2 separate regions of the Homo sapiens genome follow, and region 2 is linked to region 1. Evidence: read pairs that join two places in POLR2A ChIA-PET (ENCODE). Cell type or tissue: B cell. All regions are shown on one strand. Each heading gives the region's core, and the rest is flanking DNA. Links, peaks and the distances in the headings are about the cores only.

The links. ChIA-PET counts read pairs that join two places held together with the same protein. Peaks named below come from ENCODE experiments on the same cell type or tissue, not always from the same donor. Only the 100,000 strongest peaks of a DNase experiment are listed, where the experiment ranks them.
Region 2: POLR2A ChIA-PET joins it to region 1 with 7 read pairs; 1 of 35 experiments calls an interaction of 5 or more read pairs at or near these places.

What each region holds. Positions count from the first base shown.
Region 1 is chr5:159,055,075-159,057,996 of GRCh38, reverse strand. The region is part of intron 6 of EBF1 (EBF transcription factor 1); the gene reads left to right. Among named protein-coding and RNA genes, the nearest start is that of EBF1, 43 kb to the left of the region's middle. In B cell, for the core only: no CTCF peak of the experiment used is centred there; a DNase peak (open chromatin) is centred at 1,576; H3K27ac peaks cover 1,119 bases.
Region 2 is chr5:159,119,325-159,122,246 of GRCh38, reverse strand. No RefSeq gene overlaps it. Among named protein-coding and RNA genes, the nearest start is that of LINC02202, 20 kb to the right of the region's middle. In B cell, for the core only: no CTCF peak of the experiment used is centred there; no DNase peak of the experiment used is centred there; H3K27ac peaks cover 501 bases.

The DNA.
Region 1 (2,922 bases), core at 209-2,708:
AGCACTTTAATTCTATCATTCACATACCTCTTCGAGGGAATGACATAAAGATCTCACATGGGTTCAGCTCTTTTTAGTTTTCATGACAACACAGTGAGGTAAGCAGGATTTTTTTGTATCATTTCACAAATATGGAGAATGAATAGCTTAAGAACGCTAATACATAGCCTAGCTAGATCCCAAAGGCAGGTTTTCCAAAAAATCTAGATTCCTGTAGGAAGAGACCACGATTCCATTTAAGCTGAGTGGACTCTCAGAGATTACAGTTCAGCCCCTTCATTTTAAAGATGAGAAAGCTGAGGCCAAGAGAAGCACAGCAATGTTGCCCAAAGACCTAATTAGTCTCAGAGCCAGGACCATAAGCCAAGTCCCTGGCTCTGGTTCCAGTGGCTTTTCTACTACTACTCTGGGCCATCTGGGTCCTGCTCTGCTCTCCATTTCACCTTGTGTGCAATCAGCCTTAGGGAAGGGTACAACGTGTCTTTTCTGGGTTTGGGTCCAAGGAAGCCCCTAAGTCCTGTATCTCTAACAAGGCCTAGCATTGTGCACGGAGCACAAGTTAAATTGTTTCTCAGAAATTATAACAGTCCGTCAGGCGCGGTGGCTCATGCTTAGTAATCCCAGCACTTTTGGAGGCTGAGGCAGGTGGATCACCTGAGATTAGGAGTTCGAGACCAGCCTGGCCAAAATGGCAAAACCTCGTCTCTACTAAAAATACAAAAATGAGCTTGGTATGATGGCACATGCCTGTAATCTCAGCTACTCAGGAGGCTGAGGCAGGAGAATCACTTGAACCCAGGAGGCGGAGGTTGCAGTGAGCCAAGATGGTGCCATTGCACTTCAGCCTGGGTGACAGAGTGAGACTCCATCTCAAAAAAAAAAAAAAAAAAAAGAAAAGAAAAGAAAAGAAAGAAATTATAACAGTCACAGGGAGGAGGAAGCTACAGAATATCCCATCATAAAATATTACTTTATTTTTAAAAGCCCACATATTTCATTTATTTGCAACTGTGCTTGTTCATACTATGTCATATAACACCGTGCGACAAATTGCAATTTTTGTTTTTGTTTGCCAGAGGTATTTCATCAATAGTCATCTTTCAGTAGGAATTTTACAAAAGGTCTTTCTATTCCAGATGTCTTACCATGAGCAGTTGTCTCTGACTATTATCTTTCTCTGGAAGGTACTGACATACATAAATATTGACGTTGGCAATTTTCAAAGTAAGTCTTAATAAAATTTTTCTTTTATTTAAACCTAAACAAATTGAAAGTACCCTTTCCAAAAATAATAATAAAGGAAGTGAGGCATTGTTGCAGAATATAATTCTGAAAAAATTGTAGTGAAAGGGGAAAAAAGTACACTGTATTTCTTCCTACTCAAACCACTTTTGTGTACAGTTTTGCCTAAGCCCGAAGAGGTTTGTCACACATTTGGAATTGCCAAGGAAGGGCAGAAGTCATGGGTATGGTGCTGAGAGAAATTATTAGCCCCTGGCATAGTCTCATGCTGAACTGCAGGAGAATGATTCCAGAAGGCAAAGGGGCATTCATTCGCCTGGTAAGCTAGAGGGAGAGGTGGGGAGTTGGCAGCTTCTGTACTGTTTCAGAGTATGGGGCAAAGGAGGAAGTGACAATTATTTCACCTCTGAATTATTTGACTATCTGGTCTGGCTGAAAAGATTGTGCTGATTTGGAAAAATTTAATTTTTTCCGTCTCCACAGAAATATATGACTGAATGTAGTCAACCAACTAAATCTTTCTTCCCAGTATCAATCCACTAAAATTAATTTTAAAAGGTGGAATTTTGAATTTATGTATACTCTTTTCTTCTCTTTTTCTCTTCCCAAATTGTCATAAATCATTCAACAGGCTGGATTCCTTTCTGCTCCCAAATAGTTTGATACCAGAAGCCAGAAAGGATAATCATGCTAAACCTATTAAAAAATGGTTTCATGTAGGGTTAGTCTCTCCTTTAGAAACCATTGTTTACATTCACAGAGGTGGTGAGGACAAGCAGCTGTTGAGTTCATTGACCTCAGACAGGAGAAACAAAGGACCCAGCATGTTAATTTATTCAATAAATGTTCGTGAAGCATCTACTATATAAAATAAGTTGTACCCCCAATCCCAGATTGGGGACTGCCCCAGAAGCACTTTGTGGTCCTCCCAGGGCACTCACCTATTAAGGAAATTGGATTTGGTGTAGAATCTCTTTCTCTTTTCCAAATCACCACCAAATCCATTGCCATTCATCTTTCTCCTGCCATTACCTGGCCATTCCCAGGGTAAGGTCCCACCTCCAAAAAGAGATTTAAAGTAATTCACTACTCATCAGATTTAGTGTAGGTTAATTCCCTACTATGCTAATAATTTTCATCTTCAAGGTACTAATAGTTCTAATATGAACCCAAATTTGTGCATATTCTTCTGTTAAGGAGAAAGCATGCTTTGGTTCTGTTAAAGGCTCGACACATTAAATTGCTCATTCTGATATGGGACTTCTCATTCATTATGAAATGAGAAGGAACCTCATGTAGAATGCTGAACTGGGACACAGGAGACCTGGTTTTGAGTACTGCCCCTGCTGTTATTTAGATATGTGAGCCTCTGTGTCTGTGTGTCTCTTAACTTCTCTGGATTTCAGCTTTCTTATTTATAGAACGAGAGAAGTAAACACTTAGGATCTTTAAGGTTACCTCTCTCAATGACTTTAATCCTCTCTACCCTTATAAATCTGGTTACCTCTCATATCTGACATTGGACAGTACCTATTATTAAACATGTGCTTAAGTAGCATGTACTATAAGGTAAATAGCAACCTCACAGAGGTCAGAACTGAATAACCAACAATATTCTCAATCAACTTTCAGTTCTTCTTCCTTACCTCATCCAAGGGATCAGCCAGGTAATAAGAAGAT
Region 2 (2,922 bases), core at 188-2,687, 64 kb before region 1:
TTTGTTAGGTTTTGATATCATTATTATTATTATTATTACTGTTTTTGAGGCAGAGTCTCACTTGGTAGTCCAAGCTGGACTACAGTGGTAGTGCGATCTTGGCTCACTGCAACCTCTGCCTCCCAGGTGCAAGCGATTCTCCCGTCTCAGCCTCCCGAGTAGCTGGGATTACAGGTGTCCACCACCAAGCCCAGATAATTTTTGTATTTTCAGTAGAGACAGGGTTTCGCCATATTGGCCAGACTGGTCTCGAACTCCTGACCTCAAGTGATCTGCCTGCTTTGACTCCCAAAGTGCTGGGATTACAGGTGTGAGCCACCGCTCCTGGCATCATTATGATTTTTAATCCTGAATATTTATCATTATTCCATTACAGTAGTCCCACCTTATTCACAGGACATACTTTTGAAGACACCCAGTGGATGACTGGAACTGCTAATAGTGCCAAACCCTATCAATACTATGTTTTTTGCTATATATGCTTACCTATGATAGAGTTTAATTTATAAATTAAGCACAATAAGAGATGAACAACAATAGCTAATAATAAAATAGAACAATTATAACAACATACGGTAATGAAAGTTATGTGAGTGTGGTCTCTCTCAGAATATCTTATTGTACTATACTCATCTATTTTCTTCAATTTTTTTTTAACTCAATGGTTCTTTTAGAGACATATACTTGCCTATTTTCAGATCATGGTTGACCCTGGGTAATTGAAACGCAGGAAAGTGAAACCTGGGATAAGGAGGGACTGCTGAAATTTCCCCTACTCATTTGGAAGTAACACACGCTAGTTCTATAATGTGTAGTTGTTACCTTATATTATGGATTGAATTGTTTCCCTCCAAAAGATACACTGAAGACTTAACCTCCCACCTCCACTCGGTAACCTTATTTTGAAATAGGGTCTTGCAGATGTAATCAAATTAAGATGAGGTCATCAGGGTGCAACCTAATCCAATATGGCTGGCGTCCTAGTAAGAGGAGATGGCAGTGACATATGGGGAAGATAGCCCAGTGAAGACAGAGTCAGAGATTGGAGTAATACTGCCACAAGCCAAGGAATGCCTGAGACTACTAGAGGCTAGAAAAAGCAAAGAGGGCTTCTTCCCAAGAGCCTTCAGAGAGAACATAGCCCTGCCAACACCTTGATTTTGGACTTCTAGCCTCTGATACTATGAAAGAATATATTTCTGTTGTTTAAGTCCCCCAGTTTGTGGTACTCTGTTATGGCAGGGGTAGGAAACTAATCCTAGAAATTCCAACCTCCATAATTAGTGTACCAAAGTTTACAAGTGATCAGAATGTTATTCCCTTCCTGGACAAACGTGGAACACAGGGAAACCACAAAGAAGAACCTTTTATTATTTCTGTATTTCCCTTCTTCAAACTCATATGCTTTTGTTGTCCAGTACTTTAATCAATCCCCCCTTTTCCCCACTAGAAATTCTCATTGCTATTTTATACAGTCGATGCTTATTTTGTTTACCCACATTACCTACTTGCTTTGTTCCACAAAGTTTGATGCATCTCAGATCTTCTTTCCGGTGTCATTGTCTTCCTGCCTAGGTACAGCAAGTGATTTTCTGTAGTGAGAATCTGCTGACAACAAATTCTGTCAGGTTTAGTTTCACTTTCACTGGGTGTAGAATTCTATGTGGCAACGATTTTATTTTGGTACACTTAAGACACCATTTCACTATCTTCTCTCTACCATTACTGCTGCTGAGAGAAGAGCTAGCTCTTCGTTGGAATCATTCTAATTGCCATTCTTTAAAAAGTTACTTATCAGGCTGGGCGCGGTGGCTCATGCCTCTAATCTGTGTGTCAGGAATTGGTGGGTTCTTGGTCTCACTGACTTCAGGAATGAAGCCACGGACCCTCGCCGTGAGTGTTACAGTTCTTAAAGACAGCGCTTTCCTTCAGATGTTCGGATGTGTTCGGAGTTTCTTCCTTCTGGTGGGTTCCTGGTCTCACTAGCTCAGGAGTGAAACTGCAGACCTTTGCGGTGAGTGTTACAGCTCATAAAGGCAGTGTGGACCCAAAGCGTGAACAGCAGCAAGATTCACTGGGAAAAGTGAAAGAACAACACTTCCACAGTGTGGAAGTGGACTCCAGACCCTTGCCACTGCTGGCTTGGGCAGCTTGCTTTTATTCTCTTATCTGGCACCACCCACATCCTGCTGATTGGTCCATTTTACAGAGAGCCGATTGGTCTGTTTTGCAGAGAGCTGAATGGTCTGTTTTGACAGGGTGCTGATTGGTGGGTTTACAATCCCTGAGCTAGATACAAAAGTTCTCCATGTCCCCCCACTAGATTAGCTAGATACTGAGTGTCCATTGGTGTATTTACATACAAACCCTGAGCTAGACGCAGAGTGCTGATTGGTGCATTTACAAACCTTGAGCTAGATACAGAGTGCCGATTGGTGCATTCACAATCCCTTAGCTAGACATAAAGATTCTCCAAGTCCCCACCAGATTAACTAGATACAGAGTGCCGATTGGTGCATTCATAAACCCTGAGCTAGACACAGGGTGCTGATTGGCGTGTTTACAAACCTTGAGCTAGATACAGAGTGCTGATTGGTGTATTTACAATCCCTTAGCTAGACATAAAGGTTCTCCAAGTCCCCACCAGACTCAGGAACCCAGCTGGCTTCACTCAGTGGATCCCGCACCAGGGCCACAGGTGGAGCTGCCTGCCAGTCCCATGCGCCCTGCACCCGCACTCCTCAGCCCTTAGGCGGTCGATGGGACTGGGTGCCGTGGAGCAGGGAGCGGTGCTCCTCCAGGAGGCTGGGGCTGCGCAGGAGCCCATGGCAGGTGGGGGGAGGCTCATGCATGGCAGGCTGCAGGTCCCGAGCCCTGCCCTGCGGGGGCAGCTAAGGCCAGGTGAGAAATCAAGCACAGCAG